Regions from separate parts of the Homo sapiens genome. Here region 2 is linked to region 1. Evidence: chromatin loops called from intact Hi-C (ENCODE). Cell type or tissue: psoas muscle. All regions are shown on one strand. Links, peaks and the distances in the headings refer to the core of each region. The heading gives the core; the rest is flanking DNA. Region 1 overlaps ACVR1 (activin A receptor type 1). Region 2 overlaps ACVR1 (activin A receptor type 1).

Evidence for each region. A loop is a pair of places that touch in the nucleus more often than their neighbours do. Peaks named below come from ENCODE experiments on the same cell type or tissue, not always from the same donor. Only the 100,000 strongest peaks of a DNase experiment are listed, where the experiment ranks them.
Region 2: a loop joins it to region 1, with 8 times the contacts of the local background. A loop is called at or near these places in 1 of 110 quality-filtered maps.

What each region holds. Positions count from the first base shown.
Region 1 is chr2:157,740,022-157,755,132 of GRCh38, reverse strand. All of the region lies in intron 9 of ACVR1 (activin A receptor type 1), which reads left to right. Among named protein-coding and RNA genes, the nearest start is that of ACVR1C, 120 kb to the right of the region's middle. RefSeq lists enhancers at 3,073-3,572, 4,657-5,166, 5,167-5,677. In psoas muscle, for the core only: no CTCF peak of the experiment used is centred there; DNase peaks (open chromatin) are centred at 3,552, 6,872 and 10,272; H3K4me3 peaks cover 588 bases; H3K27ac peaks cover 2,834 bases.
Region 2 is chr2:157,813,002-157,828,112 of GRCh38, reverse strand. It overlaps ACVR1 (activin A receptor type 1), which reads left to right. Exons shown (of 11, transcript NM_001111067.4): 2 at 9,554-9,728. Among named protein-coding and RNA genes, the nearest start is that of ACVR1, 56 kb to the left of the region's middle. In psoas muscle, for the core only: no CTCF peak of the experiment used is centred there; no DNase peak of the experiment used is centred there.

The DNA of each region.
Region 1 (15,111 bases), core at 3,214-11,213:
CATAGATGACTTTTATTACATTGAGGTATGTCCCTTGTATGCCAGTTTTGCTAAGGGTTTTAATCATAAAGGGATGCTGGATTTTATCAAATGCTTTTTCTGCATCTGTTGAGATGATCATGTGATTTTTGTTTTTATTTCTGTTTATGTGGTGTATGACATTTATTGACTTGCATATGCTAAACCATCCCTGCATCCCTGGTATGAAACCCACTTGATCATGGTGGATTATTTTTTTGATATGGTGTGGGACTTGGTTAGCTAGTGTTTTGTTAAGGATGTTTGCATCTATGTTCATCACGGATATTGGTCTGTACTTTTCTTTTTTTGTTATGTTCTTTCCTGGTTTTGGTATTAGGGTGATACTGGCTTTATAGAATGATTTAGGGAAGATTCCCTCTTTCTCTATCTTGCAGAATATTGTCAGTAAGATTGGTACCAATTCTTCTTTGAATGTCTGATAGAATTCGGCTGTGAATTCATCTGGTCCTGGACTTTTTTTTCATTGGTAATTTTTTAAATTACCATTTCAGGCTTGCTGCTTGTTATTGGTTTGTTCAGAGTTTCTAATTCTTCCTGGTTTAAGCTAGGAGGGTTGTATATTTCCAGGAATTTATCTATCTCCTCTAGGTTTTCTAGTTTATGCACGTTAAGGTATTCATAGTAGCCTTGAATGATCTTTTGTATTTCTGTGGTGTTGGTTGTAATATTTCCCATTTCGTTTCTAATTGAGCTTATTTAGATCTTCTCTCTTCTTTTCTTGGTTAATCTTGCTAATGGCCTATCACTTTTATTTATCTTTTCAGAGAACCAGCTTTGTGTTTCATTTATCTTTTGTATTTTTTGTTTCGATTTCATTTAGTTCTGCTCTGATCTTGGTTATTTCTTTTCTTCTGCTGCGTATGAGTTTGGTTTATTCTTATTTCTCTAGTTCCTTGAGGTGTGGCCTTAGGTTGCCTGTTTGTGCTCTTTCAGATGTTTTGATGTATGCATTTTAAGGCTATGAACTTTCCTCTTAGCACTACCTTTGCTGTATTCCAGAGGTTTTGTTAGGTTGTGTCACTATTATCATTCAGTTCAAAGAAATGTTTAATTTCCATCTTGATTTCATTGTTGACCCAGTGATCATTGAGGAGCAGGAGATTTAATTTCCATCTATTTGCATGGTTTTGAAGGTTCCTTTTGGAGTTGATTTCCAATTTTATTTCACTGTGGTCTGAGAGAATACTTGATGTAATTTCAGTTTTCTTAAGTTTATTGAGACTTGTTTTGTGGCCTATCATATGGTCTATCTTGGAGAAATTTCCCTGCATTGATAAATAGAATGTATATTCTGTGGTTGTTCAGTAGAATGTTCTGTAAATATCTGTTAAGTCCATTTGTTCTAGGGTATAGTTTAAATCCATTGTTTCTTTCTTGTCTTTCTGTCTTGACCTATCTAGTGCTATCAGAGAAGTATTGAAGTCCCCCATTATTATTGTGTTGCTCTCTATCTCATTTCTTAGGTCTAGTAATAATTGTTCTATAAATTTACTAGCTCCAGTGTTAGGTGCATATATATTTAGGATTGTGATAGTTTCCTGCTGGACAAGGCTTCTTTTTTTTGAGATGGATTCTCGCTCTGTCGCCCAGGCTGGAGTGCAGTGGTGCAATCTTTACTCACTGCAACCTCCACCTCCCAGATTCAAGCGATTCTCCTGCCTCAGCCTCCTGAGTAGCTGGGATTATAGGCACCCACCACCACACCCAGCTAATTTTTGTATTTTTAGGAGAAACAGGGTTTCACCATTTTGGCCAGGCTGGTCTCAAACTCCTGACCTTGTGATCTGCCCGCCTCGGCCTCCCAAAGTGTTGGGATTACAGGCGTGAACCACCACACCCGGCTGTCAAGGCCTTTTATCTTTATTTAGTGTTCCTCTTGTCTTTTTTAAATGATGTTGCTTTAAAGTTTGTTTTGTCTGATACAAGAATAGCTACCTCTGCTTGCTATTGGTGTCCATTTGCATGGAATATCTTTTCAACCCCATTTACCTTAAGTTTATTTGAGTCCTTATGTGTTAGGTGAGTCTCTTGAAGGCAGCAGATAGTTGCTTGGTGAATTCTTATCTATTTTGCAATTCTGTATCTTTTCAGTGGAGCATTTAGGCCATTTACATTCAAGGTTAGTATTGAGATATGAGATGCTATTCCTATTCATCATGCTATCTGTTGCCTGAATACCTTGGTTTTTTCAAAATGTATTTATGGTATTTTTTTGTTTTATAGGTCCTGTGAGATTCATGCTTTAAAGAGGTTCCGTTTTGATATGTTTCCAGGATTTGTTTCAAGATTTAGAGCTCCTTTTAGCAGTTCTTGTTAGTACTGGCTTGGTAGTGGCGAATTCTGTTAGCATTTGTTTATCTGAAAAAGACCGAATCTTTCCTTCATTTATCAATCTTCGTTTCAAGGGATACAAAATTCTTGGCTCATAATTGTTTTGTTTAAGGAGGCTGAAGATAGGGCCCCAATCCCTTCTAGCTTGTGGGGTCTCTGCTGAGAAATCTGCTGTTAATCTGATAGGTCTTGAATCATTTTTTGGATTTCCTTAATTTGGACTTCACCTTTCTCTGGTGCCTCCTTGATTAGCTTAATAAACGACCTTCTGAATTCTTTTTCTGGCAATTCAGGAATTTCTTCTTCTTGGTTTGGATCCAGTGCGGGTGAGCTAGTGTGATTTTTGGAGGTTGTTAAAGAACCTTGTTTTGTCATATTACTAGAATTGTTTTTCTGATTCCTTCTCATTTGGATAGGCTATGTCAGAGGGAAGGTCTGGGGCTCAAGGCTGCTGTTCAGATTCTTTTGTCCCACAGGGTGCTCTCTTTATGTAGTAGTACTCTTCCCCTTTTCCTAGGGATGTGGCTTTCTGAGAGCCAAACTGTAGTGATTATTATTTCTCTTCTGGATCTAGCCACCCACACAGGGCTACCAGTATCCAGGTGGTATTGGGGGGTGTCTGCACAGAGTCCTGTGATGTGAACTGTCTTCAGGTCTCTCAGCCATGGATACCGGCACCTGCTCTGGTGGATATGGCAGGGGAATGAAATGGACTCTGTGAGGGTCTTTAGTTGTAGTCGTTTGATGTGCTAGTTTTGTGCAGGTTGGCTTCCTGCCAGGAGGTGGCGCTTTCAAGAGAGCATTAGCTGTGGTAGTATAGGGGAGGATCAGGTGGTGGGCAGGGCCATAGAACTCCCAAGAGAATATGACCTTTATCTTCAGCTACCAGGATGAGTAGAGAAAGACCATCAGGTAGGGGCAGGGTTAGGCGTGACAGAGCTCAGACTCTCCTTGGGTGGGGCTTGCTGTGGCTGCTGTGGGGAATGGGGTTGTGGTTTCCATGTCAGTGGAGTTATGTTCCCAGCATTATGGCTGCCTCTGCTGTGTCATGCATGTTGTCAGGGAAGTAGGGGAAAGCCAGCAGTTATAGGCCTTACCCAGTTCCCACACAACCCAAAAGGCCTGTCTCACTCCCACTGTGCTCCCCACCCCCTCAACAGCACCAAGTTTGTTTCCAGGCAGTGGGCCAGCAGGGCTGAGAATTGCTCCAGGCTACCAGCTTCCCAGCTGAGAAAGCAAGCAGGGCTTGCACGCCTTCCCACCTGTCGAGTCTGGACACCGGATTCCTGCCCTCCCCTGAGTTCGGGCAAGGAAACTTTGCATTCGGTTAGAATTTTTACACAGTTCAGCTGGAGGTTTCCATCTCCCCGTGGTCTTTTCCCAGTTCCTCCGGCAGCCCTTCCCAAGGACCGCTGTAAGACAAGTCAGAAATGGCTTCCCCAGGGACCAAGAGAGCCCATAGGGCATTTCCTGCTGCTTCCTGTGCCCCTGTATTTCATTCAGCTCTCTAAATTGTCTCAGCTCCAGGTAAGGTCAAATCCTTCTTCCATAATCTGGACCTTCAGGTTCCCCAGTGAGGGTGTGTGTTTGGGGGTGGACAGTCAGTCCTCCTTTCCCACTTTCACAGTTTGGGCACTCAGAGTATTTGGACTGTCTCCCAGGTCCTGCAGGAGCAGTCCACTTCCTTCAAAGGGTCCGTTGATTCTTTCAGCTTTCCTGGTATATTCCTGGAGTAGTTATTGGAGCAAAGGTTTATGGTGCGAGTCTCCACACGTTGCTCTGTCCATCTAAGTGGGAGCTGCAATTTAGTCAGGCCTCCTATCTGCCATCTTTTCCCCAACCTCTGTTTGATTTTTTTTTTTAATGATACCCATTTCTTTAATTTGCCACAGATCGTGAATTGTTTTTCCAATTTATTTGTGTATTTTTAACTTGTGTTCTCTTATATCTCACTGAGCTTCTTTAATATTATTTTGAATTTGTTTTCGGGCATTTTACCTATTTTTTCTTCATTGGAATCTGTTGCTGGAGACTTATTGTGTTCCTTTACTGTGTCATGTTTCCTTGTTTTTTTCATGTTCTTTGTGTCTCTACGTTGATATCAGCACATCTGGTATAACCTTTGTTTCTCCCAATTTTATGGTTTGGTTTTTGTAGGGAAAGACTGTCTCCTATATTGGGTTGGTAGGGCGCTTTGGTTTTGATTCTGGGTGTGTTCACTAGTGTAGTATCCATATGATTACTTCAGCTGTAATTGGCATCAGTGGTGTCTGTGAGTCCTTTTTGGTTTAGGCTGAAATTAATGGAGGCTGTGGTGAGGGTTTTCTTGGGATAGGGATGCCAGGAAGACTGGTCCTTGGGCACAAGTGGTTGTGGCGGCAAGCCAGGCATGCTGGTCCTCTGCTCCTGGATGGCATATGTGAGCACCAATGGAATCGAATGCAATGGACTCATCCTTGTGTCTCCAGGCATCTTGCTCAAGGGCCAGCAATGGCAGCGGTGGTAGACAGGCTCATCATCAGGCTTCTGGGTGGCTTGTGTGGCATTGATGATGACAGTAGTGGAATGGGCCAGCCATTGGGCCTCCAGGCAGCAAGCTTGGGTACCAGCCTACTGGGAAGGCCAGTCCTCAGGTCCCCAGGAGGCATGCTCAGGCTCCAGTGGTGACCAGCAGGGCAGGTCATTCCCTAGGCTGTCAGATGATGTGTGTGCGGGTGCTAGCAGGCTGGGCGGGCTCATCCTCAATCCCCCAGAAGGTATACACACACACCAGTGGTGGCAGCAGGCTGAGCAGACAATCCCTAGGCACCCAGATGATGCACATGGGCCCTGACAGGGGCAGCACTGGGCGGGATGAACCTGTCCTCAGGCCTCCCATTGGTGCACATGGGTGCAGGCTGTGGTGGGTGGAGCAAGTTGATCCCTAGACCCTTCGAAATTGTGCTTAGGCACTGCAAGTGGTGACTCTTGGTGGCGGAAGCCTTTCTTCAGACCTCCAGATGGCATGCTTGGGCCCTAGAGGTGAGTGGGGCAGGCCTGTTTTCAGAGCCCCCTGATCGTGCCTGTAGACACCAGGGATAGTAGGTGGACTGGTCCGTATTTCATTCTTGTCTTTCTCCAGCTTCCTGTTTTACCTTTCTTCCCACCCTCCTTCCTTTTTTGTTCTTCTCACAAGGGAGTTTTAACTTGAGGAGAATGATCAAGTGAATCTGAGGGTGAATTCTGCTATTTTCTAGGTATTTTGACTTGTTAAGTTTGGATTGTTGAGAAAAGTCTCAGTTTTTGCACTCAGAAGTCACTTATTTATAATGAGCAGACTGTACCTACTGAAAGAGTCAAATTTAAATGCAGGAAGCCCTGGATAGATGGCCTATGTTGATCTGTTTATAAGTAGTTTTATTAAATGGTGATGCCTTAGCAGTTAAAGAAGCACTTGTCAATCATTTTTAACCTATGTCCCCCACAGTGCGCTCTCACCCTTGCCTTTCATGTACCCAAATCAGCCACAAATATACTGTTGAACTTTACTTTAAGTACATTGTATTCTGAAAGCACTAAGTATACTCTTTCAAATTGGGCATGCCCCAACTACCCACAAAGTGGTTTTTATAGCAGAATCCCTTGAATTAACTAGATGAACCTCTTCATATCTTCACAACTGAAAATCTTATTTCACAGAGCATGTGTCTGAAACTATTCCAGGAAAACAGAAGAAAATGCCATATATTTAGATTAATGTTCATTTCCAAAAGATGCTTTACATTTTAGCCTCCTGTGACCCATTGGAGTCCTGGATTAGAAGAAATAATGCATGAAGTCTCTAATAGCTGTTTCCATTCCACATTCCACTGATGTTTTCTCCTAAGGATTGAGGTTTGTGGGCAATCATAATTTTCATGAATAGCACAGCCAGAGATGAGGACTTTCTGTGAGGTAGTGGAATTGGGGTAATTTATATAGTTTTAGTGTACAATAATTAAAATTGGCATGCCTTTAGGTGGTTTTTTTTCCTAATAGCAGAGTGGATCTGCTTTGAACAAACCTTCTGAGGGTATCAAAGTAGGTGTTCAGATTAAACATACATGGATTGTAAATTGACAGTTCTTTTTAAAGTTGTTTTTTTTTTTTAATGGAATCATGAACGTTTTCTTGGTAATTGTTTCTCAACCACTGGGAGCTGCTGCCTTGCAGTTTCTGCCCTTGATGCCCCTTGAGAATTGTTTGCAACAGAGAAATTGTTTTGCAGATTTATAAAGTTCTGAACTTTGCCTGAAATTGCACGTCAGCTTCATTTCCTCACCCCCTCCCCAATCATTCTTAAACACCTTCGAACTGAAAATTTTAATTCTGATTAGTTTATCTTAACAAACAATTTAGAGAAGGATTGGTGTCCAAATAAACTGTATGATGTGGAACTTGCCCCAAATGAAGAGGAAGTTGGCATTCCATAGCTAGACAGTAGCATTTCCAGCTGTGGGGGTGCCAGAGCTGAGCCAAGCAGGCCTGCTCAGCAGAGACTTGGGATTCAGGCTTTGTAAGAACTCGTGTTGCAAACCCGTTCCCTGTGTTGCAGGCATAAACCCAAGTGGCTTTTAAAGATCAGCTGTGATTAATAGTAGTCAGTTGGAAGTCAGAGTCATCAGTTTAAAATTTAGCTCAACAAATGGTGGCTTGCTTGGTAGTTCCTGTGTTTAACATTATTTTTGGAAGAAAAAGAAAAAAAAGGAAGGTAGAGGAAGGGAGAATGTTTTGATTGTTTTCTAATTTATTGATCTCTCCCTTGCATCATCACCAAGACTGTTAACTGGTTCCCAGAATGTTGTGGGTTGAGCTTCTGTGCTGTAATGTGGTTTGATTTTTTTAGAGGGGAGATAAGGGTATCTCCTGTCTCATTTAAAATCAGCCACTGTCCTTTGGCAATGACTAATTTGATATTTTCTCTTTTGTTCTCTGTTCCCTCTTCTATGAACATTCACGTGTGTATACACACAATGTACACCCCCCCACACACAAATCAGTTTATCTAAACTTAAACCTGAAAGTATTCAATGCTGCTTGCAAACCTGTTTTACTACTGTTAGTCTTTTAATTATTACTCTCCCAAAACAGAAAAAAAATGAGTAGGAGAAATTGTGCCTTCAAATTTTAACATTCACATCTTTTTCTACTTCTGTATGCACCCATTTTTAAAACTTAGTTGTAATCATATATAGATATAATTCCGTATCATCTTTTTTATTCGTATTTTTTTTAATCTTGCTTAATAGGCTGTTTTTATTTTAAATGGTCACATGACATCTTATTAGCTTAACCATTTCCATATTGTTAGATATCCTGTTTCCACCATTTGGGGCCTATTGTAGACATTTTTGTGCACATGATGATTTCGTTCAGGGAAATGATTCTTAATCTGAAAATAAGTAGACTTAATAGGTCAAAGAATGTGGATGTTTTTATGGCTTGACACATATTGCCAAGTTGCTTTTCATAAAAGCTGTACTAATTTACAATATCCCCCATACCCTAGGGTGTGATGTGCCTATTTCATTTTCTTAGCAGCTTTAGGAACTGTCATTAAAAGAATATATATTTTTGAAATTATTGCATATAAAATGTATCTCATTTAAATATATGAATATCTTCTGTGAGGAAGGTCATTATAATGATACATCCTTTGAGTTTCTGAATGCATTATAAAAATTGATGACCAGATAGATCTCTTGGAGTAATATGATCCTCAAGTGAACCATGAGCATAAAAATATGTTGCATTTTTATATTTTTTATTGGAATTTTACATTTATTTGCTACTAATAATAAACCTCATGCTGTTTCTTTACAGGAAATGAGAGTTAAGTCCATTTTTGCATCTGAGCATTTCTCAATAGTGTCCTTTGGAATTTACTTTTGGTGTTTAATTTGACATTGAATTTGGAATTGGTAGGAAAGAAAACGGCTTTCTTACCTTCCCTGTGTGAATTTTCCATATGAACTTAAGGCAGGGGTTCACTCGGATCGATAGTTTTTAAACTGGAATGTGCATCACAGTCACCTAGAGTACTGAAGACACAGATTCCCGGGGCCCAGCCCCAGCATTTCTGATTTAGTAGTTCTAGGGTAAGAAAATGTGATGCCGAGGCTCCCAGCCAAATACACACGAGAGTTTTTGAAAAAAGACGGTGTACCCAGATTGAATAGACAAACACCAATTTGGTTGGATACATTAGCATGATGTGCTTCTGTCTTCCTTGCTGTGGTTCTCTTAGGGCCATTGCACTGCATACAGAAGTCTGTGTGAAGAGTGCACTCCGGAGCTGTGTGGGGTTTGTGCTGGGTCTGTGGGAGGCAGTGAAGTGGAATCACTAACATTCCAGAGTCTGACGTCATACTCTCTGACTCGATGACTTACATCAGTTTCGTTATTTAAAAAATAATAATATCTACTTTAAAGGGTTATGGTGATTAAATGAGATCGTATATGTAAAGCATCTCATGTGTGTCTGGCATATAGAAAGTGCTTTGGTATGGTTTCCTTTCCACGGAAAATGGGTGATGAAGGCCACCCAGGAGCTTGCAGATCACAGTGGCCGTCTTCTGCCTCTTGTTTTGCTACCTCTTGGCCCTAGTACATTTGTTTCCCCTCTTCACTGCCCACAGGAAGGCTCTGTGGACATACTCTTGTTTCACTGTTACTGGCTTTGATTATTTTGTGATGGAATCCAGGGTTAAAATGTGTCAAAAACCATTTGTATCTTGTAGAAAAATCCTTGCTGACCAAGTTGTGCCTCTTATGGGGTGGGGACTAGGACATACTTGTTAGAATAAGCTTATATTTGGTGCACTTACTTTGAAAAAAGAACCTCTTCTAATGAATCTTTGAGTCAGCCAGGGAGCTGCTTGTGCTTCTGCTCCTAAGTGCAATGGGGCTTGTGTATGGAAACCATGACAACTCCTATTTTTGTCAGCAACTCAATATCCAACATGTTTCATGACGTTAATTACCTACTTTTGTGTGTATTAAGGTTTGCATAAGAGGATAAATCATATTAGGGCCAATTTTTTGTATTCATTAATTTCAGTTTTTTTGTTTGTTTTAACATTTAGGACAATGACTGGGGGCAGGAATATGGAGGTGGGGTGGGAGGGAAGAATTATTTTCCCCCTGACTTCCTGGAATTTCATGTCCCTGATTTAGAGATCCAGAACAGAGGAGAGTAGTCAACTAACCTCATGACAAAATAAGTTGAAGGCTGCAAAACTTTATTGGCTGCTGTTTACTGACTAGTAGTCTCTTTTCCTTGACACACTTCTAAAAGCAGTCTTTCACCAAGAGAAATATCTGTATCCTAAACCTTGTAACAGCCACAACATTCAGTGAATGATACATTTTTCTGAAGAAGCCTTTCTTCATAGCTACCAAATGTTTGGAACTCTTGTGGTGCTCCTCTCTTTCTCGATTTTGGAGGTATGCAAGCTCTAAGGCTGTCTTGTTCATAGTTTAACCCAGGGAATAGCCATGCAGCATCTCTAGGCTTTTTGCCCTCTCCTTTGACAACTTACAGTAATATTGACACATGCTTTTAGTAGGGTCCAACTACACAGTAATCTATAAACCATTTACTTTTGCTGTGTTACATCGATGAGAATTCCAACAATAGAAATTAATTTTATAATTTTAACAGATTCCTGAGAATGCAATTAGTTTGGACTTTGAGTAATGTACATGGCTCCGTAAGCCCATGAATTACAATGGGCTAGAGGGGCAGGACACAGCTGTCACAGCATGTACTTTACCCAGCATGGGACAAGGCTGTCTTTCCAACTCCTGTTTTCAGGAAGAAGTGCCTGCCATGAGTTACAGGAATGCCTGAGGTACTGATTCTCATAACCCTCTGGCAGTGTGGCCGGGCCAAGCGGCCAGAACTCGGGCTGTCATCCCCTCTGCCATGAACAGCCTCATCCATTTATTCATTAGTCATGTTTTATCTGTGCCGTGGCATGAGAAATATCTCGAAGCCCTCTTGTGAGGTATGTTAGGTGAAGTAACCCAAATATTGGATATACCTTTTTGAATCATGTCTCACCAGGAAGAATGATGCCTTTCTGTGAACTCAGTGTTTCCCAATTCATTCATACTGCCCTCATCATTTTTTTCCATATCCAAATGCTACTTTGTGCCATCATTTACAGAATCTTTTCCTTCAAATTGGCTAACTCTTTTCAAAGTTAATTTTGTTTTGAAAGGAAATTATTATCACTGCTGGAAATGGAAAACCAGTATCACATGGCATAAAATGGAAGATAACTATGAAAATAAATATGTAACTAATGAGATGAAAAAGTTTAGTCCATGAACCACATCAAATTTTCTCACGTGCCACACCTGAAGGAAACACTGTATTCACTTATAGTGCTCTCAGATGCCAAATATGGGCCATTTTCTTTTTTTCCCTCTCTAAAATAGCTTTACTTCTAATGCTCTGTCCTCTGAAGGATTTCAGCGCTTCTGTAGGAGTTAATTGTTAAAAATAGCTCTTTGTATGGATATACATGCCAGAGACTCTGTCCTCATTACCTGGATATCTGATGTGACTACCCAAGTTGGAGGATTATGAAGAGAGTTTGTAATGAGAAGTAGGCACACTGTGGCATGAGATGCAAGGAGAGAGAGAAATGTCTTTCATTATCCCATGGGTGGCTTGTAAGGGAGAATTCTAGAATATAAACAGAAAATTGGATTCTAGTTTAACTTTGCCATTAATTAGCTGTGAACTTGAAAAGTACTTTTTCCAATGTGACCCTCAATTTCTTTTGAAGGAAAGGAAGGATGGAATTCTCATGGCTCTAACTTCCCATCAGTTCCTCTTTCCCTTACCTTTGGCTAATTCAAAGCATAGCCAGGTCCACAGTTTCTTATCTGCAACTGAGAAGTCCCCAAAACTTTGAAACTCGAAAGCTTTTTCATAACTTATTTGACAGAACACTTGACCTGAACTCATGTGATAGTCAAACATGACCTGAATGGACGTGTGTCAGTGTATAACCTTTATTTATTCCATCTAGTGTGACTGGTCATATATTTTGCTGAAGAAATATATTTGATCATGGGGATACTCCTTAGACTTTGCTGGGGATGTTACATAAAATATAGGGTATGCTATTACCTTTATAAAATGTAAAAAGTTCCAAATTTGGCAAATGCATCTAACCTTGAGAGTTTTGAAAAAGGATTATGGACATATATAATCAACATTTATTTGTGTATCTAGTGTCTGTAATACACTAGGTGTTGTGTTAGGCTCTGGGGAAGCACTTGGGCAAAAAATCCCCAGAATATCCGATTTAAAGGTGCTCACATTCTTGTTGAAGAGTCAAATTATTATAAATAAATAGATCAAGTCACTGTGGTTGAGGTATACAGGAAAGTGACTGAGTATGGGGGTGAGGGCACTGAACTTTGTCTAGGCCCCTGTGTTGTGGTAGCAGGATGGGACAGTCTTCTCAGAAGGTGAGAAGCATGAATTGAGTCATCTGTGGGTTGAATAAGAACCTAGTTGGACAAGCTTGGGAGGATGTGAGGTGCAGGTGGGAATGAGAAATAAAACTTGACCACGATGACAGTTGGTATGCCAGACAAAAGGTAGGCTGAAGGATCCCATAAAGGTGCCCTGTTGATGGAACTACAAGTAATTCTGGTGTGGCTGATGTCCAGGTATGTGAAGGACAGTGGTGGGGAATGGACTTTGGTGGGGAGGGAGTGGGCTCCCATGGACGGCACTGATGGAAAACATGCAGAGGAGGGGCACGGTGAACTCCTTTTTCAGCTTTCTCCTACAGATCTCACTGAGGGCAGTGGGATAGGGTGGAGGTTGGCAGGGGAGGACTGATGCAGAGAGACCTGCGGGTCCCACATGCAGCTGTCAAGCGGAAAGAAGATGGCTGTCTAGTTCAGGACCTCGGGGGCAAGATCTTGAGGAAGGACTTGTTTCTGGACATTTGAGAGGCTACTGGCGTTTCATGCTTTTCAAAGTGCATGTCTAGGACATATTTGATCTGCACGTTGGCTTTGTGGTGTGTGCTTTAAAGGTATTGGAAAACTAAGGCCTGGCAGCTAAGGGGTTTACTCAGAGCCATATAGCAAACTAATGGGAGGGATATTGGTTGATAAAGATAGGCTTACCCCAAAAAAGAGAAAACTTTCAACTAGACATATGCCCAGGAAAAAACTATTGTATAAATCAGACACCCCTGCCAAAAGTTGTGGGGGAGTAGGTTATGAATAATGTTTTTTATTTCTTTCTCGTGGCCCTTTGAGTCACGCTGGCCGCCTTACATGGGAGGCGAGGCCTGGCTCAGTCTGTTCCGTCCCTGGCCACCATTTAAGAGCGCCTCTTCCCCTGCCTTCCTGTGTCATTTGTTGTTTGCACTGCTCATTTGGCACTTGAAGTGCTTTGTATTTTTAGTTACTTGCCTGAATTCATGCTGTGCTCTTTGCTGGCTCACGATTTGGCAGTAACTTCTTGGGTGCTGCCTCTAAAGGACTTAGAGTTCACTTTTTTGCCTGGCTACGCTGATTATCGCTTTCTGGCAGAAATGAGGCACTGTTGTAAATCAGTCATTTCCTACCTTGACAGCAGGTGTCACCTCGCAGTCTGGCCTCACCTCCTGTCCCCTTCTTCTCCCCCGGCTCTCCTGCCACCACATGCACCTATTTCAGCCCCAGAGAACTTCTCTCCACCTCTCCAACGTCAGAGGATGGTTTGTCAGTTCCTGTCCTTGCCCCATAGCCTCCCTCTGCCTGGAATGCACCCACTCCGTAGGGGTTTCTCTTCCCTGTCATCTTTTCTGCCTTGCAAACTCTTGACCTTTCTATTCTGCCCATGCCCCACTTCCCTCCTGGAAGGCTTACCTGTGCTTCCACGGCACCCAGTTTATATATGGGGACTTGTGATACCATGGAGGTGTTTCCTCCTCTGAGCCCTGCCAAGTGCCACTGTCCCTCCCCACTGTCTTCTCTGTTCTCTTCCCTCTAAAGCTAGTCTGTAATTTTTTTTCTTTCACCTTTCTCATTATTCTGCTCCTCATTACCAACACTGCATCTTTTTCTTTTCTTTTTTCTTTTTTTTTTTTCTTTTTGGAGACAGAGTCTCTGTCTGTCACCAGGCTATAGTGCAGTGGCACTATCTCGGCTCACTGCAACCTACGCCTCCTGGGTTCAGGCGATTCTCCTGCCTCAGCCTCCCTAGTTGCCTGGACTACACGCACACACCACCACACCAAGCTAATTTTTGTATTTTTAGTAGAGACGGGGTTTCACCATGTTACCAGGATGGTCTTGATCTCTTGACCTCATGATCTGCCCACCTCAGCCTCCCAAAGTGCTGGGATTACAGGCGTGAGCCACCGTTTTTTCATCTTTTATCCCTCCTGCCAAGCACAGCCTCGGGCACACCCAGCTAATCAAAATGGCCATTGAGTCAATTTAGGATCTCACAAGTGAAAGTAGAATGAGAATTTCTAATATAGTTTTGCCTTTCAAGGTACAAAGTAAATGGGTGAAAAAAGATTTTGAGGTTCTTTTTGACAAGATTTCCATTGTCTCAGGGAAAAAAAAATGAGAGACTTGTCCTGCTCTTCCACTAGACTTTTGATTTCCTTGGAAAACAAGAGCATGTCTTATATTTTTATCACTCTCAGCATTTAATACGGCATCCTACCATAGCAGTAATGCACTTTCAACTGATTTATTGCTTGATCAGAGGGAGTTCGTAGTGACTGTTAGAGCTTAATCCCAGGTTTATTTTATTTTGGAGAAGCATGGCCAGCGTCAGGTGAAAACAATCAACAGTTGGCCAATGATTGAGGAAAAAGAGGCTTGACTAAATCCCAGGGATAATCAGTTAAATGGTCTTTTAAAAATACTTGACTCCTTTTATTAAAACATGGGGACATTTAATAAAATTGAAACATGGGAAACGGAAACACAAGGGCAAACTTCAGCTTTGTATAGTGAAATTCATTGTTTGGTATCACCAGATCTCATGTTTTAAAAATCCAGCCATGCTTTGTTTCCTTTTGCATTTATAGAAAACTTCAACTTTGTATTACCGTTCACATTCACATAACCCTTTCTAAGCTCAACAGGTAAATTACTCCAAAAAGATGGCTGTTATGCTAGATTTTTAAATATTAAGCCAGGCTATTAAATATATTCTCTTTCAGAAAAATTGAGAGATGGTGAAGGGCACGTGTCTTACTGTTTTCTGTAAATTCTTGTGACCCTAGAAAACGCATAAAATATCTCTCTAGGTCCATGTTCAGCTGTATTTTAGATGGTGTCTGTTAGTACTGAAAATAATTAAAAGATTTTTGTTTGAATGTTTCCTGGGATCCTTACAGGAGAAGAAGGGCCTCTAAGATGAGGTGTTCCAAGATTTCTGAGAGTAGCAGTTTATACCCAATATGATGTTTATGATTTGCCAGGAAAGGTTTTAATCCACTGACTGATATGCATTTCAAATGCAGTTACACAATGTGGGTAAGTTATTTGGAATTAACTAGTTTTTTTTTTTTTTTGAGACAGAATCTCACTCTGTCACCCAGGCTGGAGTGCAGTGGTCTGATCTTGGCTCATTGCAACATCCACCTCCCGGGTTCAAGCAAATCTTGTGCCTCAGCCTCCTGAGTTAGCTGGAACTACAGGCACGCGCCAACACACCCGGCTAATTTTTGTATTTTT
Region 2 (15,111 bases), core at 2,746-10,745, 73 kb before region 1:
GGGCTCAAGCAATCCGCCTACCTCGGCTTCTCAAAGTGCTGGGATTACAAGCGTGAGCCACTACACCTGGCCCAAAAACAGCACCTTTAATTAAAGAATACCCCTTGCTGTTAGCATAATTCTTGAGGAATCCTAGTAACAATCATGAAAGAAATACCTAAGAAGAATCTTTGAGCTAGAAGGAAACGTAGTGACTTGGGCCACTGCTCTTTCTTTATAGTTAGGATAAAAGGATAACAGAGAAGGGTGAGTGAGAAGGGTTAGTGACTTCTGAGTGTCACACAGCAGTGGTGCGGGGGCATGTCTAGCTCATCGGTTCAGTGTTACCTCCATCGACCTGGATGACTCCCTGCTCAGTCCCATAGAGACGATAGAGCTGAGTTGAAAGACACTAGTGCTCAAGACCACCAAGTCAGCGGTAGACCCAGAGTTGCCTAAATTCTTGACTTTAATCTTATTTTAAATTAACTCACTGTTCATAGGCCAACAAGTATTTGTTGACTGGTTAGTATGGAAGGGATACTACCCCAATTATTACACAATCAGAGATAAGTAAGAGACTATTTTTCTTTTCAAGAAGTGTGCAGGTTAATTTTTCAGATTAACTCATTACAGGACTGGCAAACACTTATACAATTCATGGCTTGTCTGACATAATTATGGGTATGTAGTATATACACACACAAAACCAATGAGAAAACGAGGCCACATAAAACATTGTTCATTTTTCTTTTCTTTTTTACCTAACTTTATTGGATTTTGTTTTCTTTTGTTTTTTTGCTTGTTACCTTGTTCTCTCTGCACAGTGGGCAATCAGTTTCTAGACTAGCTTTAGAAATGCCTACATGCTGGTGGGCAAACAATAAATAGAACCAAATAATAAAAAATAATATTGATTGTCTTTTTTTCAGTTTATTCTTGTTCAATCATAATTAGGAAGCATGATCTGGTGAAAATTTTTCTTAGGTTGGTAATGACATAAATACTTGCAGGAAGGTATTTGGTACTTTCTGCTACTGCTTTGAATTTAAGCCTAGGGTAGAAATTTAGCCATTTCTACCCTAGAAATGGTAAGAGTGATAGAGAAGTTTCTTTTTCTTTACCAAGTTTATGAGCTTGAAATTATTAATGCTTTTTGTTTTTTTTTCTTTCTTTCTCTTTCTCTCTGTTTCTCTCTTTCTTTCTTTCCCTTCCTTCCTTCCTTTCTTTTCCTACCTTCCTCCTTTCCTTTCCTTTCCTTTCCTTTCCCTTCCTTCTTCTTTTCCTTTTCCCCTCTCCCCTCTCCCCTCTCCCCTTTCCTTTCCTTTTCCTTTTCCCTTTCCCTTTCCTTTCCTTTCCTTTCCTTTCCTTTCCTTTCCTTTCCTTTCCTTTCCTTTCCTTTCCTTTCCTTTCCTTTCCTTTCCTTTCCTTTCCTTCTCTCTCTTTTTCTTTCTTTTCTTTTGTTTCTTTTTTTTTTTTTTTGACAGGGTCTTACTCTGTCGCCCAGTCTGTAATGCAGTGCTGTGACCATAGCCCACTGCAGCCTCCACCTCCCAGGCTCAAGCAGTCCTTCCCCCCTCGCCCTCATGAATAGCTGGGACTACAGGTATGTGCCACCCATGCTTGGCTAATTTTTTGGAGATGAAGTCTCACAGTATTGCCCAGGCTGGTCTCGAACTCTTGGGCTTAAATAATCCTCCTGCCTTGGCCTCCCAAAGTGCTGGGATTATAGGTATGAGCCACTGTGCTCAGCCTGTTTTTTCTATAATTTTAAACTTCATTCATGCCACAAATATTTAAGTAGTTTGGCATGATGCTAGACCAGGCACTGGAGATATAGCAGCACATTGAATACACAGAGTTCCTACTTTCAAGAGGCTCCTCGTTGAAGTTTTGCTAAATATCTGTCTAGTGAAGGTAAATAGTACAGCCTAGGAGAAACAAAATGCCAGACACTCCATTAGAAAACCAGAAAATCTGGTCCTGGCCTGGTGGGTGGCAGTCTTGCGAACTCTTGTAAAAGTGCCTGAGATCATGAGCTGATGAAAGCCTGTATAGTCTTATGTGTGAGTATAATCACCAAGGATTACCACATTCCTGCCAGGCAACAGTTACAACACGGATGTCTCATGGTAATGAGGAGAGCTGGAGTGCTGCTGCAATGGGGTGTACACACGTGAAAGCTGAGCCAAACAGACAGAAAGGCGATCTAATTACCAGAGAAGTCTGATTCTGTTTAGGGAGTCGTGTGTTGGGGGAATGGAAGAAGTGGCCATTTCCTTCTTTCTTCTCTTCCACTTGTTCTCAATCCCTCTTCACTCAAGATGCTCTGATTCTTCGCTGAGAACCATTTGGAGATGTACATATAGCTGGATTAAAGCTACTTGGGGTTAGCCCAGGACAGCAGACTGATTTCATGGAAGACATTTTTTCTACGGATGGAGTAGTGGGGAGGAAGAGGTATGGTTTCAGGATGAAACTGTTTACATCAGATCACCAGGCATTAGTTAGATTCTCATAAGGAGTGTACAACCTAGATTCCCCACATGTGCAGTTCACAATAGGGTTCGCTCCACTGAGAATCTAATGCTGCCACTGATCTGATCTGATAGGAGGCAGAGCTCAGGCCTAATGCTCACTTGCCAGCCCCTTACCTCTGCTGTGCGGCCGGGTTCCTAACAGGCCATGGACCAGTACCCGTCCACAGCCTGGGGGTTGGGGACCCCTGGCCTGATGAGTTGTCATGAAACTCATTTCTCACTCAGGAATTGATTTGACTCCATGGAACCACCACAGACCTGTTAACTGGGTAAAGGCTGATGGAACTTGAAAAAAATGAAGGAGAATTAGAAAAATAGGGGGAAAGTGTGATGGATCCATTGGATGTCTATATTGAGCTACTAGCTGCTCTAAAAGGCTTATAGAAAGGCCTCCTGTGTAATTGGTAACATCAGTTAACCAGAAAGGCTGTGTTTATTTCCTTCCTAAACTAGTTAATCAAAGATTTCAGTGGGCCTTGCATAGGGAAAGAAATAAGGATAGAAAAGGGAGAGAGCAGGAATAAAGAAGAGAGAGAGAAAGGAGTGGCTGGGCGTGGTAATCTCTCACTCCTGTAATCTCAGCACTTTGAGAGACTGAGGTGGGCAGATCACTTGAGGTCAGGAGTTCGAGACCAGCCTGGCCAACATGGCAAAACCCCATCTCCACCAAAAATTAGCCAGGCGTGGTGGCATACGCCTGTAATCCCAGATACTCAGGAGGCTGAGGCAGGAGAGTCACTTGAACCTGGGAGGTGGAGATTGCAGTGAGTGGAGATTGTGCCACTGCACTCCAGCCTGGTTGAGAGAGTGAGACTCTGTCTCAAAAAAAAAAAAGAGAAAGGAGTGAGTGACATGGGTTACTTATGAGTGAGGAGTGCATGTGTGTCTGTCTTTTGTGGAATCTGATCTTCTCTGAAGTCACACCTCATATCTGGTGAGAAGTTGACTTAAGGGGGTATTCTATTTTAGTCTGTAGCCTTCCTGTTTGGTGTCTGGATTTTTTCTAAGTCACCACCAGTGGAAGAATGAGTATTGGGCTATTAGTCTTTCATGTTCTCTTTTCAGGCTTCCTATGGAGCCCTTTGTAATATTTATTTCAAAGTTGCTTATTATTATTATTACTTTTTTGACAGGATCTTGCTCTGTTGCCCAGGCTGGAGTGCAGTGGCATGAACATGGCTCACTGTAGCCTCGAGCTCCTGGGCTGAAGCAGTCCCCCCATCTCAGCCTCCTGAGTAGCTGGGACTACAGGTGTGCACCACCATGCCAGGCTAATTTTTAAATTTTTTGTAGAGATGGGGTCTCGCCATATTCCCCAGGCTGGTCTCCAACTCCTGGGCTCAAGCAATCCTCCTATCTTGGCCTTCCAGTGTGCAGGGATTACAGGCATAAGCCACTGTGCCTGGCCCTAAATTGCTATTTTGATGAGTCAAAATGGTCAAATCTCAGCAATTTTGCATAGGATTCAACCTAATAATTCAACCCTGGTAATCGTCACTTCTCTTCTTATAGCTGCTCCTTAAATATTGAGTTTACAACATTAGCTACCATTTATTAGCATCCACTGAGTGCCATGTACTTCATACGTGGCAGCTCTGCAAGGGAGTCATGACGCCTGTTTTGCAGGAAAAGATTACATGGGCCAGGGCTGGGACCCATCTCAGAACCTGTTGGTTCAAGCATGGAACCTTCTTTATGCTACTGTAGCCCACTCACTGCCTTTGTTGCCTCAAGTTTTCTCCTTGATTCCCTTACTTTATATTTCTGGCAGGAGTAAATGAATCTTTGGCTGGACAGATGAAAGGGATTTTGATGGACCACCAAACCACTTCACTTGAGGGTTTCGAGGTTACGGAGTGTAGGCAGATTATCTTCAAACGTGTAGTCTGGTACTTAATTACACTCTGTAATTAAGTAAACCATAGCGGGCCCCTTTTGTCTTAGCCAAATTGTACTTTAAATTCTGGAGGAGAAAGGTGCTCTAATATTTCGGCCAAAACATTAGGAAAGCCCATCTTCACTGTATTTCCACTTTGGCCTGGTTGTCTTTCTAGGCTGTAAGGCAGACCTGAATCTTTTCCTTAAAACATCTTGGAGATTTTGTTTTTCCTCATGCTCTGCCCTCGTTCCCCGGCTTTTTTTTCTTCATTATCTAGAAGTCTGACATATTTGATTCCTACTCTGTCTCTAGATATACACCTGGAGAGAACAGTGTTTCTGTCACAGAATTCCTTCTCAGGATTTCTTGGGAAATATATATGTTTTTCCAAATCCCTAGAAAAATCACTTATGAGGTAAATGGGAAAAAGTGTTATAATCCTCCTGTGAGAATTGTATGAGTCAACACAATGACAGTAGAAAGAATTCACTGATGTCAAGTTGAAAGCAAGAACAGGAAAAGCTGACTTGCAGAGTTGAAGGATAAGATCCACCTTTTTTGGAGCCAGTGCAGGATAGGAGCATGTGGGAGAGAATGGGTCATGATTTCTTCTCGCCGTTGCCATGTTAGAAATGTGTCTTTGTGGCCCAATCTGCTACTACCATTGATGTGTCATCCTTGCAAATAAAATAAGTTTATATGCATAGCATACTGTATACATATCCTACGCTTGGTATTGCAAGAAATAAGTTTTAGAAGTAAACTGAGTCTTTAAATTGGTGACTTCAACATACGAATCTGTGTAGTACTGTTAATTTGCTTGTAGATCTGAATGTAGGTTATTGCAGTGGTCAACAAAGTCTCTTTCTAAAGGGCCAGGTAGTAAATATTTTCGGTTTTGCAAGCCATACGGACTCTGTTACAACTATCAGTTCTACCATTTCAGTGTGAAAGCAGTCATAGACTATACTTAAAATGAACAAGTGTGCCTGTTGCAATAAAACTTTTATTTACAAATCCAGACTGTGGGCTGGATTTTGCCCGCTACTGGCATAACATCCAATAATGTTCACTAGCATTTTCCAGGATCTTAGTATTTGCTATGCTACAATTCTTTGTAAATCCTACTAAGTGTGATAGTTCCCATTTAACAATGTTTTTGGATATCCAAATAATGAGTAAAGAATGCAAGTATTTTAAGAAGAATATATTCTGGAGAAATTCCTGGAAATTCCCATTTCTCATGGTCATTCACATTTTCTTATGTATAATTTGGGAATAGTATAAGCTCTCAATTTCATTGTTAGGATTAGGTCAGACAATGCAAGTAATGTGGTTAACACAGTTATAGAACTAAGAGCTCACTAAATGATAGCTGCTATAATTAGTAACTAGATGGGGAGTATTTACCCCATTTCATGGAAAAGGAAACTGAAACTCAGGGGTTAAATGATTTGCGGAGGTCACATTTAATAGGTTGGAAAACTGAGTTTGGCTGCTTCCTAAGTCCATGTTCTTGCTACCATATCCTGCTTTCTGAAGTAGTTCTGGTTAATGGCAATTCCACGGCAAGATACACCTTGATTTATTTGGTTTATGGGCTGGGTGAACAGACAGGGAGAGTATGGAATGGTTCTTGAAAGGGTAAGGATTTTCAATGTTTAGAAGCCACAGTTTCTAGAAGCCAAGGATATGATTGTAACTAAAGAGCTGAGAAAACTTGTCTTGATTTTTTTTTTCCCCTGTTGCTTAGCTGTTGTGTGGACTGCCAAGAGCTTGTTTGATTTTAAGTGCTTTTTATGCTTGCCTGTTACTCAGGTCCCATCATATTGCAACAACTTTTAAGAAACTATGCATGTTCTTTTAAACTGGATTGAAGAAAACTGTACTGTAATGTTAAATGCCCAAAATTAGAGTTAGAAAATTTGATTGGATTTTCCTTCTCCTTCTTCATGGCCATCCTCCAACCACCTGCACAGGAATGTGTCTTTGACCCTTTAGGGTCAGACTTTTACACAGCTTGATTAGCTGCCAAGAATTGAAACTCCATCGCCAAATAAGTTGGCTAAATTTTTGGAAAAAAACTCAGCTCAATGAATGGTTTTTGAAAATTTGCTAGAGTTTACTATATAGATATTCATTTCATGGCACTGATTTTTTTATTTTATTTTTTTATTTTTTATTTTTTTTAGACAAATTCTCCCTCTGTTCCCCAGGCTGGAGTGCAGTGGCGCTGATCTTGGCTCACTGCAGCCTCCACCTTCCGGGTTCAAGCGAGTCTCGTGCCTCAGACTCCCGAGTAGCTAGGATTACAGGTGCCTGCCACCACGCCAGGCTAATTTTGTATTTTTGGTAGAGACAGGGTTTCACCATGTCAGCCAGGCTGGTCTTGAACTCTGGACCTCAGGTGGTCCACCCACCTCGGCCTCTCAAAGTGCTGGGATTACAGGCATGAGCCACAGCCCCTGAACAATAGCACTGATTTTAATTAGTGTGTATATCTTTTTGGGGAGTTGGTTTTTATATTTTCAGTCCCTCTTGGGATTTTGAACACAACAGTTTTTAGCTACCTTTCAGGTGTGCCGAGCTTGCCTATTGATAGAAGGGTATTTGTGGGGAGATGGGTGCCAAGTAGAACATTTGAAGAGTTAAGTATCCAGTTCACGTTATTTCCCATTTTACCAACCTTGTCTTTCTTATAGTACACCACAGTTTTGATTTCAGTCCATGGTTTATTTGAGAGTCCAATGAATTTTAAAACAAATGTTAAATTATATTTAACTTGGAGATTTAATTTTTATCTAGTTAACTCTTGAGTACCAAGTATATGCTAAGTATCGTGAAAGAGGGCCAAACAGTGAAGAATAATATGTGATCTTTACCTAGTTTTGAATTGGTTTCGAGAAACCCAGTGCATGGCAGAGAATTAAGTGCTAGGTTGTTCGTCATATAGAATATAAATACCAGGGGAATTAGAAAGATCTGGGAAATATAAGAATCTTTAGAGAAGACTGGACAGAGGCAGGAGAACCCAAACACTGTCTTGAAGGATGAGAAGGAGTTCCATGCAGTGAAGATGATGGGGCTGGGATGTTGGATGGCAAATTAGTAGCACCTTTATAATGAGAAAAAAAAAAAAAGAGAGAGAGTCTCTGATTTTTAAAAAGAGAATCAGAAAAATATATACCAGTGTTTATTTTCTGGCTTATCTAAACCTCTTCCTACCAGTACAGTAACTCTCACTTAAAGACATGGTTGACCCTAGGCAGGACAGCTGAACACTGGCCTCCTCTTAAAATGCGGTTAGACTTTGGCAGAGGGGAAAGCAGCTTTAGTGTGAATCTGCCAGATTTCCCTGGCCCCAGCATCTTGGAAAATACCAGTATTTCAGCAGTTTGTTCTGAAACTCAAGGGTTTGCGGGTGCGAGTTTGTTTTTAAGGATGCCCACTTTAGAAATGCATTTTTGCTCTTTCACTTTGCTAAGTGATTGCTGAAAAAGACAAATTTCTGGTTGACCTCCCTATGGAAGATAGTTTTACATGTCTTATTCTTACTGTGCCTTACGTGTCTAGATTTTCTTTTCAAATAGATTGTGAGCCTCAATTTAAGCTGAAGTGAGGAACGGTTTGATAGTATCTGTAAAACATTTCCCTCGAATTCCAAGGTGGATGGGAAGATTTTTCCCCATAATTATTGCAGAATGCTGCATTTGGGGCTTGTTTTCTGGTTAGATTTATTTACGTGAAGGTTTTCTTGGCAAAATGTTCCTTGAGGTTAAAAAAAAAGGCGCTGTTTTCTGAAGGCAGTAAGTTCTTCAGTGTTTTGTGTTACTTAACTATTTGAATGGGAAAGTTTGGTTCTAATAAAAATTTCCTCTTCCTTTGGCAAATGTTGATGTTTTTCAAGTCTTCCTAAAGGAAAATGGGGCCTGGGTGGGTTTTTGTTTTTTATTAGTTATCTAGAGCCTCCCCTCCTCTTCCCTTCCGCTTTGTACTCCTTCCCCACCATTGTTTTATGAGCCTTTGAACCAGATCTGTCTATGCCAGAGAATTGTTGCTTGAAAATAGACCAAAATCAGATATATTTGAGTGGATATACAAGAAATTGGTTACTCTGGTATACTGGATGCCTCTAGGAGGGGCCAGGGATCTTGGAACGGGAGAAAGACTTTTCATTCTGTAGTTTGTACTGCTCAAACTTTTTTTTTTTTTTTTTTTGAGACAGAGTTTCGCTCTTGTTGTCCAGGCTGGAGTGGAATGGCGTGATCTCGGCTCACCGTGATCTCGGCTCACCGTAACCTCCGCCTCTCAGGTTCAAGCGATTCTCCTGCTTCAGCCTCCCGACTAGCTGGGATTACAGGAATACGCCACCATACCCAGCTAATTTTGTATTTTTAGTACAGACGGGGTTTCACTATATTGGCCAGACTGGTCTTGAACTCCTGACCTCATGATCCGCCTCCCTCAAATGCACACAATAGTACATGCAGGGTCAAAATTTTTGTTTGATTTTGTGTGTGGCAAGGGAAAGAGAGGAAAGGGCTAGAGTACATAGTGTATAGGCTTTAAAAGAACTTGATTTTGAAATGTGCTGACTGCAGATCTTACTGGTTTTTTTTTTTTTTTTTTTTTTTTTTGAGACGGAGTCTCGCTCTGTCACCCAGGCTGGAGTGCAGTGGCGGGATCTCGGCTCACTGCAAGCTCCACCTCCCGGGTTCACGCCATTCTCCTGCCTCAGCCTCCCAAGTAGCTGGGACTACAGGCGCCCGCCACTACGCCCGGCTAATTTTTTGTATTTTTAGTAGAGACGGGGTTTCACCGTTTTAGCCGGGATGGTCTCGATCTCCTGACCTCGTGATCCGCCCGCCTCGGCCTCCCAAAGTGCTGGGATTACAGGCGTGAGCCACCGCGCCCGGCCGATCTTACTGGTTTTTGTGTTTAGAAAAATATTTAAAGACCAGTACAGATCCATAACCTCCACACTCTTCCTATCAGTGTTTTCAAACTTTTCTGTACTTGCTGCACTTGTAGATCAGCTTTGTTTTGTGGTCCTAATTGAAAGGCGTGCCAAATGTGCACTTCCTTTAGCCACCACATTCACAACTGCAGGATTTTCTTCTGCTTAGCTGGTTTTCTTTCTTCTTTCCCTCTGCAGCCTGGAGCATTGGTAAGCGTCACACTGCCAAAGTGAGAGCTGCTGGAGAACTCATAATCCCAGGAACGCCTCTTCTACTCTCCGAGTACCCCAGTGACCAGAGTGAGAGAAGCTCTGAACGAGGGCACGCGGCTTGAAGGACTGTGGGCAGATGTGACCAAGAGCCTGCATTAAGGTAGCTGAGTAAGCTTTACCCAGGAGCTCTCAGAACGGCATTGCCAGAACCAGCAGTGCAGCCACTTCAACAAATCACTTCTTTTAATACTCTTTGGCAGAGATCAAATCTACAGGGTAAATTCTTTGCCACAAATGATTATTTTGTTTTTTTATATGAATCCAATATAAGAAAGTTAGGACCAGCCTAATAGTTCTTAGTTCTGGCGTTGCCTTCATAGTAGGCTTTGTTGGGTGGATCTGCACAGCTATTCTTTAAATTTGGCCAAGTTTTTCAAATAAATACTACCAGTGTTTCCCTGCCTATAAAATGCCCCTGCCATCCTTTTCACCTTACAGGGCCACTACATTAAGTTTTTCTTTTCTTTTGTTTTTTTTTTTTTTGAGACGGAGTCTCGTTCTGTCACCTAGGCTGGAGTGCAGTGGTGTGATCTCGGTTCACTGCAACCTCCACCTCCCAGGGTCACGCAATTCTCCTGCCTCAGCCTCTTGAGTAGCTGGGACTACAGGTGTGTGCCGCCACAGCCAGCTAATTTTTTTTGTATTATTAGTAGAGACGGGGTTTCACCATATTGGCCAGGCTGGTCTCGAACTCCTGACCTTGTGATCCACCTGCCTTGGCCTCCCAACGTGATGGGATTACAGGTGTGAGCCACTGTGCCCGGCCCTAATTTTTTCTTTTAAAATAGACCTTATTTCTTTTAGAGCAGTTTTAGGTTCACAGCAAAATTGAGCAGAAAATAGAAAGAGTTCTCATCTATCTCCCCAACACCTCCCCTACTGTCAATATCCCACACCAGAGTAGTACATGTACTACAATCAATGAACCTACTTCGACATATCATTATCACCCAAAGGCAATAGTTTACATTAGGCTCAGTCTTGGTGTTGTACATTCTGTGGGTTTGGACAAATGAGTAATGACATGCATCTACCATTATAATATTATAGAGAGTAGTTTCAGTGCCCTAAAGATCTCCGTGTTCTACCTATTCATTTCCCATCCCCACTAGCCCTTGGCAATCACTGGGCTTTTTGCTGTGTCCTTGCATTTACCTTTTCCAGAACTACATTTTAATAATACATTTCCCGTGGAGTGCTTTGAAAGCATAAAGAAGCCTTGAGCCAGGCATGGTGGCTCATGCCTCTAATCCCAGTGCTTTGGGAGGCCAAAGTAGGAAGATTGGTTATGCCCAGGAGTTTGAGACCAGCCTGGAAAACATAGTGAGACTCCGTCTCTACAAAAAAGAAAAAAAAAATTAGCCAGGTGTGTTGGCAGGTTCGTGTATTCCCAGCTACTTGAGAGGCTGAGGCACATGGATTACTTGAATCTGGGAAGTTGAGGCTTCAATGAGCCGTGATTGCACCACTGCAGCCCAGACTGGGCAACAGAACAAGACCTTGTATCAAAAAAAAAAAAAATGTCTCGCTATCCAGGATGAAATGCTTTTAAGAGTATGATAAGTTATGGGGGTAATATGAATACCTACTTGGAATAGAGTCAGTAAGATGTTTTGTGAGGGGAAGCCTGAAGTGCAAAATGTTGATGTGTGTGTCTTTCTGAATTTAACATTTGAGTTGCTCAGATATGGTTTGAACCATGTATGTGGAGACAGAAGCAAGGGATTGGGGATTAAATTCTGCCAGGGTTGGTCTGTGCAGCCTCCTTAGATTTAACGCTTTTGAGGAAAGTCTCTGATGTGGCTGTTAGGTGCATTCTTTTTAAAGGAAAGTCCAATGTATTATTATAAAACAGCCTTATTATTATTATTATTATTATTACTATTTTGAGGCAGGGTCTCACTCTGTTGCCTAGGCTGGAGAGCAGTGATGCAATCATGGCACGCTGCAGCCTCAAACTCCTGGGCTCAAGGGATCCTCCTGCCTCAGCCTCCCAAGTAACTAGGACTATAGATGTACACAACCACGCCTGGCTATTTTTTTTTTTGTCGTTTGTTTTTTTTTTTGGAGACAGAGTCTCACTATGTTGCCCAGGCTGGTGTTGAACTGCTGGCCTCAAGTATTCCTTCTGCCTTAGCCCCCCATAGCTTTATATTTTATGTAAAAGTTAATTTTGATTATTTCATTTCAGATAATACGAAACAGTATAAAGTATAGCCATATATAGAGATAAAAGTTCTTCCCTTCTCTCTTTCACCTTTGGCTAAAATCTTGGAATACAAACTTTCCCATTTACAAACCTTTTCTTATACAGATATTTTTATATACAAACAAATATGCATATTAATTATGTTAAAAATTGGTGGAACATGACCATACATTCTATTTTACAACTTGCTTTTTGGCTTGACTTGGTATATTGTGGATATTTTTCCTTTTAAGCAGAATTTAATCTCAGGGTGAGTAATGCCTGCCTAGTGTCCCTTAAATGGCTATACTGTAATAATCACCAGTCCTCAAGTGAGAGGTTAGTTCATAATTTAAAGGGGGTAGGCGGGAGACCTTTCACATTAGGGACAAAACCAAGGCCATGACTGTTGACATTGGACTTTTGGTCACTAAGGATGTATGTTTTTATTTTCCAAGGCAGACGATGCACGGCTTGGGGCTGCTGCCAAGGTGTCAGTTTTGTGAAATTTTTATTTTTTGGAGGCTGTTAATATATTAGCATAGTTGTTAGTTCTGGCTACCATCCTTTGAGCATTTTGAGACACTTCTATGCCCATTTAAGGTGGTGTGAGGTTGAATTAGTTTTAAGAGGAAGTAATGAATAACAGAAATGGAATTAGGAGACAGACTTTATTTTGTGTATATGTTTATTTGAGGGAGAAGGAGATGATGGCTGTAGTTAATTGCTACCCCTGTGATTCTTAATTATGAAACAGGGTTAAAATTGTTCAGCTCAGTAGTTTCCTAATGTGGTTAACAGTGAGAGTCACCAGAGAAGTTTTCCGGTATCTGGTGTTGGCAATGAATATTTGTATTTTTCTTATTTTATAAAGTATTTATTTTTAGAAAGGTAATGTAATTAATGTATACAAGATTAAAAAGGCACAAAAGAGTGTAGAGTGAAAACTAAGTCTCCCTTTTCTGTCTCCCAAGTACCCAGTGGCCCTTCTAGAAACAGCCACTGTATTACCATTTTCTTGTGTATTCTTTCAGTGATTTCAGAGTATATATAATATACATGCATATAATATACATGCATATATTACAATTTTTCTTTTACACACATGGTAACAGTATCCACGGTTTTATACGTTTTCTTATTGAAATAATATTTCTTGGAAGTTCTTCCATAGTAGCGCTGCATTCTTTTTATTTATTTATTTTTTTGAGACGGAGTCTTGCTCTGTTGCCCAGGCTGGAGTGCAGTGGCGCCATCTTGGCTCACTGCAAGCTCTGCCTCCTGGGTTCACGACATTCTCCTGCCTCAGCCTCCCAATTAGCTGGGACTACCTACAGGTGCCCGCCACCACGCCCTGCTAATTTTTTGTATTTTCAGTAGAGACAGGGTTTCACCGTGTTAGCCAGGATGGTCACGATCTCCTGACCTCAGGTGGTCCACCCACCTCGGCCTCCCAAAGTGCTGGGATTACAGGTGTGACCCACCGTGTCGGGCGCATTCATTTTTAGTAAATACCTGGTATTCCATTGTAGAGATGTGCTGTCATTTACTTAACAATATTGATGGGTATATAGATCATTTCCAGTTTTTATTATCGTGAACAAAGCTATAGGGAATAACTTTGAATATACATCATTTCAAACGTGTGAGTGTATCTATGGGATCCATTTCTAGTAGAATTGCTGGGTCAAAGGTTATACACATTATAATTTTGGTAGAAATTTATTGCCAAGTTGCTCTGTTTATAGACCTTGACAGATTTTAGATTTAACAACGATGGGTGAGAACAGTTTTCTCATGCCCTTGCCTGTCAAGTATGACTCCCAAGTGATTATTTTATTTATTTGCCAAAGCAATAGGTAAAAAATGGCAGTTTAATGTGCTTTAATTTGCATTTTTCTTAGTTTGATTGAGATTGAGCATCTTTTCATAAGTTTAAAAGCCACTTTTATTTCTAGTTATCTTTCTATGCTTGTGTTCGTTGTCTATTTTGCTGTTTGGTTATGATTTTTATTATCAAAATATGACATCAAAATTATTGGTCCCCCCTTTTTATCCTTGTGATATGTGCTATTTATATTTTTCTCCGTTGGCCATTTGTATAGAAATAATTATTACTTTGTTGTGCAGGTTATTACAAATTTTATATAGTTAAAATCACCAATTTATTCAAGCAACAATTATTTATTGAATGCCTCTTGTGTATGAGAACTTGTTCTAAGCACCAGGCTATACAGTAATGTAAAAAACAGACCCTAATTCTTGCTCCACAGCGGAAGTTACATTCTTACTTACATTGGAGGAAATGATCAACATCCTAGTATCGTAGTTAAAAGACCTTTCATTTTTAGATTTAAAAACTTACTATCTCCTGGTTCATTCTAATGTCATGTGGGGTTTTTTTAGATTGAAGTCTTTGATCCATCTGAAATATTAGGTATGAATTCAAATGAATTTTTCTCTAGATGCTGTATTAATTAGGGTTAGGTTGAATTGCTGTAACCAAGGGACTGAAATATGCTATGGTTCAAAGAACACAAAAGTTTATTTTTTCTTCACTTAACAGTCCCTGTGTAAGCAAAACAGGTCAGCAGAACCTCCCACATCCACTGATCATTCAGAGGCTTGAGTTCCTTCTGTCCTGTGGTTCTAGTAATTGTTGCTGTGATTATCTGCATGGTCATATCTGAGTTGCTGCTGTATCTGGGTCCTCTCCATGGGAAGGGCAAAGAAGAAAGTCCAGGGCTAGTGATCAGAAACGGCAGACATCACTACAGATGAAAACTATAGTGATGAGAACTTCATTATATGGGTACATCTAGCCGCAATGCAGACTGAAAAGTGAAGTCTGTGTTGGCCGCCTTGTACCCAAGAAGAAGGAAAGAAGGGATTTTAGTGGAAAATTAGCAGTCTCTGCCATATTGGCTAGTCATTCCAATTTTACTGAACAGTCCCAACTTTTCTCCTTTGGTTTCTTTTATAGTATAAATTCCCATATAGATTTTGGTCTATTTCTGGGATAACCGTTTAGTTTCATTAATCTGTCTGCCTATTCATGCAGCAGAATCGCATTGTTTTAACTTTTGAGGCTTAGTTTTTTTTTTTCTTTTTCATGGGGTAAGTCTCCCCATTTTAAGTCCATTTCACAGAATTTTATTACTTGTGTGTGTGTGTTTGTGTTTTAAAAATAGGAACTTTAAAAGAATCATACCCAGTTACCACCCTCTCCCCCCATGAAGAAAACCTATTATTTTTGGGATTTTGTTAAATGTATAGACTTCATTAGTGAAGGTTC